Linked DNA regions of Homo sapiens: region 2 is linked to region 1. Evidence: chromatin contacts called from ENCODE Hi-C or POLR2A ChIA-PET data. All regions are on one chromosome and are shown on one strand. Each heading gives the region's core, a stretch centred on a gene start or an enhancer-like site at or near the end of the contact. The rest is flanking DNA. Distances are from core to core; before and after follow the strand shown. Region 1 overlaps AKAP13 (A-kinase anchoring protein 13). Region 2 holds the start of POLG-DT (POLG divergent transcript).

What was found. Hi-C counts contacts between places; a loop is a spot of excess contacts on that map. ChIA-PET counts read pairs that join two places held with the same protein, here RNA polymerase II (POLR2A). Pooled maps may share reads with other maps.
Region 2: a map with no recorded cell type shows a loop between it and region 1 (11-fold over the local background). The contact joins the promoter of POLG-DT here to the enhancer-like site in region 1. A Hi-C loop is called at or near these places in 1 of 37 single-sample maps with no recorded cell type and 5 of 50 pooled maps. POLR2A ChIA-PET finds 5 or more read pairs at or near these places in 1 of 52 experiments (activated T-cell).

The regions. Positions count from the first base shown.
Region 1 is chr15:85,704,301-85,709,224 of GRCh38, forward strand. AKAP13 (A-kinase anchoring protein 13) reads left to right here. Exons shown (of 37, transcript NM_007200.5): 18 at 3,719-3,786. Among named protein-coding and RNA genes, the nearest start is that of LINC02883, 52 kb to the right of the region's middle. RefSeq lists a silencer at 552-681 and enhancers at 3,048-3,357, 4,330-4,459. Within about 2 kb of position 2,916, at least 23 of the 41 ENCODE cell types and tissues checked have a DNase peak (open chromatin) inside an H3K27ac peak, as active enhancers do.
Region 2 is chr15:89,331,578-89,336,548 of GRCh38, forward strand. POLG-DT (POLG divergent transcript) reads left to right here and starts at 2,910. Exons shown (of 2, transcript NR_186332.1): 1 at 2,910-3,277; 2 at 3,610-4,584. POLG (DNA polymerase gamma, catalytic subunit) reads right to left here and starts at 3,247. Exons shown (of 23, transcript NM_002693.3): 1 at 3,096-3,247; 2 at 1,519-2,336. The coding sequence starts at 2,177. POLGARF (POLG alternative reading frame) reads right to left here and starts at 2,232. Exons shown (of 2, transcript NM_001430120.1): 1 at 1,519-2,232. The coding sequence starts at 2,232. It overlaps TRR-TCG1-1 (tRNA-Arg (anticodon TCG) 1-1), which reads left to right and starts at 3,496; the gene lies at 3,496-3,568. RefSeq lists enhancers at 2,515-3,016, 3,886-3,985, 3,996-4,065, 4,406-4,455 and a silencer at 2,706-3,305.

The sequences.
Region 1 (4,924 bases), core at 1,666-4,165:
TCATTTCAGTTTGGCATGGCCACTCCTCTTATCATTGTATAAAGTTGATTTTCTTAAGTTAGCCTCGCTAATGGTTTGTTTTATTTTTCTTCCGAAAGATAAAAAACACATAGTATATAACCATTCGCCAAAGATCTGTGGTGGTTGGTGGCATGGGTTAAAAAAAAGATACAGCAATAGATAGATGATAGTTTCCAGTCATGTGGGTTTAACTTCATTTTCTTTGGTTTGATGCCTCCTTGTAGCAAAGAAAGAAGTTGAAGGCTGGACTGTTTGTTTTAGGTACAGAGGAATCCGATTAGGGATCAGCTCTGTTCCCATAAACCACTGTGCTGAGACCTTTTTGAAGAATTTTAAAAAATGAAAGCATATTGCCTACTGCTATTAGGAAATCTATCAAATAAATAAATAAAAGGCCAGATAATTATTTTCTGATCTTCATAACAACATGGTATGGTTTGTGGCAGAGAGCTTAAAAATGTATTAGATTTGTCTTCAATTCTTGTGTTCTTGGTAATTTTCTGTTTTCCCAAACAGAGAGTAAGATTTTAGTCTCATGACTTTGGCTGATGTCAGTGGGGCTGAAGTTTCTAAATCACCCACGCACAGCTCTAAAACTGTCACTGTGAATTGAGTCCAGGACAACTTGGAAACAAGTTGAGTGTTTTTCAAGTAGGTACTTCAGCATGTTAAGGAGATGTCCATGCAAACTATCACTAAGAGAAAACTCATGACCATAATATAGAGCGTGTTAAACTTCCAGCTGGGTTGTGGGTTTGGGGACATGTTTCAATTAATTAAAAGTGAATTTATGTGAAAAGTTCTTTACTAGAAGCACATTTTAAATGATTTTTTTCTGCTTCTATGTTCATCTCAGACACTCAAACACTGGCCTGAGAGTTTGAATATTGCTGAAACCTTTTTACGTGATAGTGCCACTCCCTTAAAAATCATCATTGCTTAAATCTCTGTAGGGTGTTGGAACTGGTTGGGAAGAAAGGAACAGAAAGAACAGAACTTGGAAACAAATTCTGCCCATAGTGTTCTTGGTCACTTTTGCAGATCAGAATTAGTAGCTGGTTCTCCAGCAAATCTGCCACCTCCTGTGTTGCCCTTAGGTGCCTAAAATATTATAGATTTTCAATAAAACAAAAGAAAAAAAATATACTTTTTTAACTGGATTATAAGACAATAAAATCTTATCTTTAAGTTATCACAAGATGCGATAAATGGATTATGCAAAAGGATATGGAAATGTTTATAAGCAAATCCAAGGAACTTTGAACGACATTAGAGTGTGATGATTTTTTAAAAATTAAAAATTTTTTTTAATTTTGAAAAATGTTAATACAAAGTATTATACATAGGTAATTTATCACATATGTGTCCATGATTCAGAATGAACACATAGTAACATTCTGTCAGACGGCTTCAGATTGTTTCACTTTTTAAGAAACCATTATGGTTAAGTTCAGATTCCCCTTTGTTTCCCTGCCCCATGCATCTTCCTTCCTCCCCAAGGACAAGGACTGTCATGAATTCAGTGCATTCGTAGTCTGTGTTTTATAATTTATTTTCATACATAAACAACATATAATTTGTTTTTGTTTTTAACCTACATAAATACTACCATACAGTACCTCTTTTTGTAATTTGCTTTATTCTCTTCAGCATTATATATTGAGGATTCAGCACGCTGAAAAACATAGATCTACTAATCATTGACTTTGCCTTTTCATAGTCTTTTTATACTTTTTCTGTAGAAGGGAAAGAGAAATGGACTTAAAGATGATGTATTTGAAAGACTTTAGCTGAGTGGGGATTTGTGAAGAGAAAGGGTTTGAGTGGGGTGGGCTTTCAAGTCTGTGCATGGGAAGGATATGATGGATCAACTAATGGGAGAGGAAGAAACCAGAAAGGAGCATGCCAGCTGCAAGTCCTGGGCATCTCTGTGGCAGAGGAGGGGAGGTGCACCATACACCCTGAGTAAGAATAGTGCTCGTGAGGATGGGCAGAAACATGTTTTGGCTTACTAGAAAATAAATAAAGCCGTTTGCCTCGACCACTTTGTTATGCTTCTTGCTGTGGGTCCAGCAGCCTGAAACTCACTTACCCATCTGATAGAATCACAGCAGAGGGAACCTGGGGGAAAATGTGATTCCTCCTTTTTAATTTTATAGATGAGGAAACGGAGGCCTGTCAAGAAGGGACTAGGGTCATACTAGTACATACATACATGCAGAGCCAGGACCTACGTCAAATTTAGTTTGACAGCTGTTTGTCCTTTTGTGTTACTAAATTGATGTTTGACATACTGTAATCAAGGCTGTGTCAGCGCATTCATCTAATTTTAGTTTAAATAGGCATAGTAGGGCCGAGAGAGGAGCATTTGAATAGGATGCATGAGCTAGGCACTATGCTGGAGAGTCTTAATTTGAAGATTCAGCAGTGGGTGAATGGTCCCTGCCCCAGAGAGGGGATAGAGAAAAACCTAAGAGAGTCTCAATACACTGTGCCAGTGGTATTAAGGAGGAGACCTGTGAACCAAGTGGGTGTTAAAGGAAGTGTTACAAAAGGCATGGAATAGGCCTTTGAGGTCTGGGATTCTAGCAGTCTCCTTTCTGGTTTCCTTCCCTCCCCATCATCACTCCAGTCCCCCACAAATCCATGTGTCTGGGCTAAAAGAGATGTTGGCCCAAAAGAGATGTTGGCCCTTAACTGGTGAGTTGATGTAGACAGGACCTGTGATGCTTCCTGAATCAGTCTGTGAGGCATTGCCTAGTGAATGGTATCTGTGGTTGATTTCCTGAGTGAGCCCTTCCCATGAGAGTGTCTCCTCGAGTGTCCCCACAGGCCGATCTTTCATTTGTTTCTGCTTTACCTCTGGCTTCCTGGAACAGTTCTGTTATGTGACTTTATAGCAGCGCTGAGAGCTGATGGTAAGCCTTCTGAGACACAGAGGCTTGGGTTTTTACGTCAGTGGCCCTTGTAGGCCAAGGGAGTGAAAAGTAAAGGAATTGAGATAAAATGCTGTCCTTGCCAAATTGTGGTTTCTGCTTTATCTTTCAAGAAGTCTCCATTTTCTCTTAAGTCACAGTTCCCAGAGGTGCATGTGGGGGTTCCAGTGACCTTTCATGTGTGGTTCCTGTCTCAGAGAATGGGGTGCAAAAAGCCCAGCGTAGTTAAGCTTTTCAGATTTTATATTCTGTGCTTTATTACAGTCATACAAATTTTGTAACCCCTGTTAGGGGCTTTATTAATGTATTTATTTGTAATTTAGACTTACACATTGATGGCAGACACTTTCACTTTTAGTTTTGGTAGCCTCTCAGCTTCCTGTCTGAAAAGTTCCAGACTTACTAGTTTTTGTTGATTAGAAATCACATCTGTTGCTTCCTAAGGGCCAGGAAACTCACCCTTCCCATCAGATCACTTGAGTCGTTGTTCCTCTCATTAAGCTGTAATCTGTCTCCTGGTCTCCAAATAAAGACACAAACACCGAAAAAAAAAAAATCACATCTGCTCGTGTTTTTCCTCCTCCAAATAACATCACAGACCTGCTTCCTAGAAGAGGACTGCAGTGTGTAATTTCAGTCACATTCTCACATGTGAGTGACTTCACTTTGAAATTCAGAGGCCACTTGTGGCAGCAGTGGAAACTCAGAATCTGGGATCTGTTTGCTTTGTCCATGTGACCTTGGGTTTGCTTTCTTTTCAGATTGCAGTGCTTTTGTCCACAAAGGCTGCCGAGAAAGTCTAGCCTCCTGTGCAAAGGTCAAAATGAAGGTAAGACTTTCTGGCTAAAACAAGGCTTAAAATAAAAGGGTTTAAACCAGCAAAATCCTCGGGAGTTGGGAGAGTTGAGGTTGTGGTGGATTTTGTTTATTTTAATCATTTGGTACCAACTTTGAGAACAAATTATAACTAAAAAATATTTTTTCTCTTAAGCGATCAATCTTCTTCTTGAGTAACACTGGAGAATTAGACTTTCAGAAAAGAAAACGCTTTCAGAACTTCTTCACGTTCAATATACATTTCTTCGTGATTTTAATATTTCCGTATTGCTCTTAAAGTGGTTTTCTTCTTAACTACGTCTGCAGGCCTACCCTGCTGTTCATACACCTGTCTTCCTCCTTCAGGACTATCAGGGCAGCAGGTGGAGGTCAGGGGCATTGACCTGCTGGTGGGGGTGGGGAGGGTGTTATGGTTAGCCCCAGCCTGTCTGGTAGCACTTTTCTCCTCAGGTATGTAATATAGGTGGCTCTGATCACATGACGTAAGAATAGAAAGTGCCTGTTTTATGGTGGTATCTGCCCTGAGCATGTATGCTATGTAATCATGCTTTCCCAGTGGCCCTTAAAAAAAAGTGTGGGTTAAGGGCCATACCTTTTAGGTAGCCTGTGAGGTTTTCAATGTTCTAGTCGCCTGTAAGTGTCTCTTCATTCCTTGTCAAAGGAGTGCTTTCCAACTTCGTCGACACAGATGATTAATGAGCTGTGTGCTTCGTCAGTCACCAAACACAGTTATCTAGTGCCATGACCTCAACCTGGAATGTGCATCAGAATCAACTCGAGGGCTTATTGAAAGACAACTTACTGAGCCCCACTCCCAGAGTCTCAGATTCTGGGGGAGAGTCCAGGAATTTGCATTTCTAGTAAGTTCCCAGATGATGCTGATAGTCCGAGGACCTTACTTTGAGAAGCACTAAAACTAGTGTCAAAATGGCAAAGAATAGGATAGCCAGATCTTCTTTAGCCTATGGACACATATTTTGTTTGGCTCATGTAGTATTTTTAAAATGTGAGTTAGTGCAGCTCTTTCAAAATCATGTTTTATATCAGTTTGGATTCTTAAGTTCTCCTGAAAAAACTGGAAGATTTATAACCCTTGGCTCCCTGATATTTCCCTGTACCCAGCACTCCCA
Region 2 (4,971 bases), core at 1,660-4,159, 3.6 Mb after region 1:
TCCCTCTAGCCTGATGGCCGAAGCCCTTACCAACACCCTTTGGGAAGAAGCTGCCCTGTGGGAGGCTCATAGCTGACTACCGCTTCTCCTCCCATTGTAAATTGTGGGCTGGTCAGGTACCTAATGTTACTCAGCTAAGGGGCAGGGGCATGCCCAGGTTCAAAGTGGACCGCTATTAGGGCACCATGTGGCACCCACCCCCACCCACCAGTCAGACTCCCAGGAGGAAGGTCCCAGCATGAGCCCAGGCCTTAACAGTGACTTCTGCCATCAGGTCAACTAAGCAATGCCCCGAGTACCACTGGCAAGAATGGAATGAGAATGAGGGCAGAGCAGGGAAGGACAGGGAGGGAAAGGAGAGGTAAAAAGAGAGAAAGAAGGAGAAAGAGAAAAGAAAAGGGGACTTGAGGTAATTTGGCCTAAAATGACCGACAGATCAAAAAACAAATCTTTCTTGTCACTGGTTTCCTAATTTTCTTTCAGCCACCAAAGCCTACTTTATCTTTTCAAATGATGGCCGATATTCCCCTTTACTTTGACCATCAAGTTACATATTCTAAGTAGTGTGATTCTCATTGTAACTGGAACTCAATCAATGCAGAATCATCTAGTTTTGCTCTTTTCAGCCATTAATGCCTACCTTATCTATTTAGCCATGTTTTCACCATTTTCAACTGCATATTTAACATTTCGCAGCTTTCTTTACAAAGATGTAGCTTCCAATAGGAATAAAGAAACTGCCAACTTTTTTGCTGGCCATGCCTGAAAGCATTAAGGTTGTAAATAGTATTTTAATCCTGGAATGAAGAATAAAAAAAGGGGAGAAACAGTACTGCCATCATTGTTTGAAAAAGAAACTTGGGTAGCACTTAGAAAGTTATTTAAAAAGAAAAGAGAGATTGGATATACTTGTTTGGGACCAAAATGCCTGCTTGGAAGGCTGGGGGAAGGAAGCAATGTTTCTCAACTAGGGGTGGTCAACCAGATGCCACCTCAAGGGGGCGTCTGGAAACGTTGCCGGCGGGGGCAGGGGGGCGGGGGGGTGTTGGTCTGGCGTTTATGGGAAAGGCTGGGGATGCTAAATGTCCTATACTGCCTGGGACAGTCCCACAAAAGGGAGCTTTCTACCGCCCAAAATAATTAATAGCTCCCCAAATAGAAACACTGTTCAAATGACTTTTCAGACTAACTTCTCATGACGCTATTAGGAGAGGGGGTAAAGGCACCAAATCACCGTGATCTTAAGTGGCCTCCCGAAGGTCTCATGTACAGCGCTCTACTGTGATTCTCTGCGTGGCCTTTACTGCCTGACATTTACTTGGGTATTTGCTTACTGCCTGTGATCTTCCCACCAGAAAGTGAGTCCCACATAAACAGGGGTCTAGTCCTAATTCAACACATCAGCGCTCCCTACGTGAGCACCCAGCCCGTAACAGGACCTCAGAAAATGTTCACTGAAACAAACTATTAAGCTGGGCCCCCATGCCTGCTTATGTCCCCAACCCTGCCCCTACTTACCAGGCCGAGGGGGATATGGCCACCGCCAATGTGGGGCAAGTTCCCTCTGCCAAGCAGACCTCCACGTCGAACACCAGGGCCCGCTCCTCGGGGATGGCCACGGGTACGGCCTCCCCCTCGGGGCCGTACCGGGTCCAGCCCTCCGCCCAGGCCCAAGCCGGGGGCTTCGGGGGCAGCTGGGCCTGCAACAGCAAGTTGGCCGCCTCCAGGTAGGGCAGGCTCTGCTTCTGGGCCAGGAGGCGGAAGTGCTGGTCCAGGTTGTCCCCGTAGAGGGGCGGCAGGCGCAGCTCCACGTCGGGCAAGGGCACGGCTGGCTGCCCCCAGAGCCCGTGCTTCTGCAGGTGCTCGACGCTGCGGCGCACCGCGGCCTCGCCAGGCATCTCCCCTCCTTGCCCGAAGATTTGCTCGTGCAGCCCTCTCGAGAGCATCTGGATGTCCAATGGGTTGTGCCGCAGCTGCCCGCCCTCCGAGGATAGCACTTGCGGCTGCTGAGGCTGCTGTTGCTGCTGCTGCTGCTGCTGCTGCTGCTGCTGCCGCCGCCGCTGCCCGTCGCTGGGGTCGGACGCGGGGACGGAGCTGGAGACCCAGCGCCCCGGAGCTGGAACCGGCCCTGGCCCGACGGTGGCGCCGGCCACCTTCCTCCAGAGCAGGCGGCTCATGGTTGGTGCAGGGACCCCCACGCTGGGAGTCAGAACACCTGGCTTTGGGCTCCAGCTTGGCTTCTTTTACTGGCTGGAAGACGTGGAGAGAGACACGTCCTGTCTCTGCTCTCCTGTCAGTGAAATGGGTTTGACCATGCCTGCCTTCCACCCCAAATCCTAAAGGAGACAGATGATATAAAGCGTTATTTTACCATATATGTAATAGGTGTATCCATAATCATCATTCCTTGAGCATTTACTGCGTCCCCAACACTGTGCCAGGCGCTTCAGTTGCATTTTCCGTTAAGCCTCAAAACTTGGGAAACGTCAATACCCCTCCTGGGGGAACCGGGGTCCACGCAACTTCGTCAGTGAACCCACGTGGGGAAGCCGAGGGCAGCGAGTAAGAGAGCAGTATCTGGAGTAGGGCGACGCGGTTTTGAACCCCGCTTCTGGCTCTCTCGAGCTGTGTGACCTTGGGCAAAGCTCCTTAGGCCCTGATATCCTATTCTGTAAAATGGGATTACGGATTCTGCCTGTCACACCGGGCTGCTGTCTGGGGGACACAGGGCGCCTATGTCGTGCGGCCCTGCTCTTGGCAAGCGCTCGGCAAATGGTGGCTGCCATTACCGCGACCGGCGCGGGCCTAGCGTCGAGAGGTGCCAGCGCCCGGATTCGAACCCGCAGGGTGGGCCGCCGTCCCCCGGGACCCACACCCACACCCGGACCACGGCCCACCCGGCCGAGAGCGTCCTGCAGGAGGAGTCGGCGGCCACCCCCGTGCGCCCCGCCGCCCGCCTGCGCCCGGCAGAGGCGCCGCGGTGCGCCCTGGGACTAGCCGCCGCCCTGCTCCGGGCCTCGCTCCCTGACTGGAGAGGGAGGGGCCGCGCCGTCGCTCAGCGACCCGGCCTCCCCGCCGCCGACCCCGCCGGAAACCTCGGTCCTCACGGTGCTTCCCGGTCTGCTGCTCCCCCGACCCCAGGCCCACGGCACGGCGTCCCCCTTCGCGCGGCCTACGCAGCCTCGGGGTAGCGTGTGGCCTCCACCCGGCCGGTCCGCTTCGCTGGCAGCCGCAACTTCCCGTCTGCACCCAGCTAGGTCCCGCGGCTACCCGAGAGGCAAGCGGGAGACTCCCAGCGCGACCAATAGGAGGGCCGCCAATGGAGCGGTCCGCCCGCGGGGGGAGAAGGGGGACTTCTGGGTGGGCTCTCCCTGCGGAACGCGCGAACCAAAGGCCAACCTCCCCTTCTCAAGGAGCAGGTGGATTGGTCCCGAGCTAGCTGGTGGGCGGAGGTGACGTTTTTATAAGTTGCTCAAGAGACGGTAACAACCGACGGGCCGCGTGGCCTAATGGATAAGGCGTCTGACTTCGGATCAGAAGATTGCAGGTTCGAGTCCTGCCGCGGTCGAAGGGAGGTTATGATTAACTTTTAGTTTATTCCTCCCTCAGGAACGAAGTATTGGGACAATGTGAACGTAGTCGCCGCCGATTCCCACCGCACTTCAAAGATGTGGGAACGCCAAGATCCGCGGAAGTAACCACGCCCAGCAAGTCCCTGCGAGATTGCCCGCCTACGTGTCTCAGCGGAGGCACATTTCTAAAATGTACCAGGTCTCTCGCACCCCGACGCAGGTGGAGGAAAGTGGAGAGGGAGGGGCATCCTGTACAGAAATCTCAATTTATACTCAATTGATGGTTGGCAAGAGTTGGGGCTCGCAGCCAAAGCGAGGCTCCCTCCCTCGCCCATCCGGTGCTGCCTCCTCGTCCAGAGCAATTCTGAGGGGTAAAAATGTTGCCTTCCGTTGAACCTGAATTTGCCCGCAGATGCTAGCCTCCGGCCCACAGCGCGGCTGGAGCTTGTCCCCTTCCCCAGCTGTTTCCAGTCTCCGCATCCGTCTTGTGTTGCTCCAGGTGCTTCAACAGCTCTCAGCGCTCGGTGGTTGGTGAACTGTGGTAAAGTGCACGCAGAATAAGGTCTACGTGATTAAGCACCGCCTGGGGGTTGGGGTCTGGAGGCCCAGCTGCACAGATGAAAGGGAGGCTCAGAGACGTTTGGGACCAACCGAGATCACACAGCTGATTAGGAATAAAATTCAGGTCAAGCTGAAAGTCGGCCGCCACCGTCCAGCGTGGATCCCAGGACACCGTGAACGGACTACAGAAGTTGACTTTCGCGTTTTTAAGGAGTGGGGTGCAGGGAAACAATCCTCCGCCGGCCCTGCGGGCTGATGCCGACCCTCACCTGCTCCCGCCACGTGGAGAGGTAGAGAGAAGCCCCGGGCCAAGCAGCATTGAGCCCTGGTCCCTTCTATTTAAATATGAAATATTTTGCATACACTTTTCTAGATGTACTTAATATACACAATGTTTTAATGTTTGTGATTTTTTTGTTTTGCCAAAAAAATACAATCAATCAGAAATTCATCTGTTTTTTTTTTTTTTTTCACATAACTGTTGACTTTTACAAAATACTGGAAGGAGAGGCTCTCAGCTTAAATCAGGGAGTCCCTGAATGGGGAAAACATTTTCATCTTGTTTCTTCTAACCGCCTACTGATACTTGGCATTTCCTCCAATTATGAGCATAGGCTGTCAGCCACAGTGGTATTAACAGTGCCTGTGACTTTGTCCCCTCCAGCAACCACAGATATTTTCATAACGCATTACAAGTGCTGCACATTTTTCAAAATTTGTTTGCACTTATCTGTACTTCAAAATAACAGGGGTTACTAGACTGCCACTAGATCCTGTTAGTTAATAAGTTTACCTATTTGTCCTAATATTTGAATACCTTTGGTGTCCTTTGTAATCC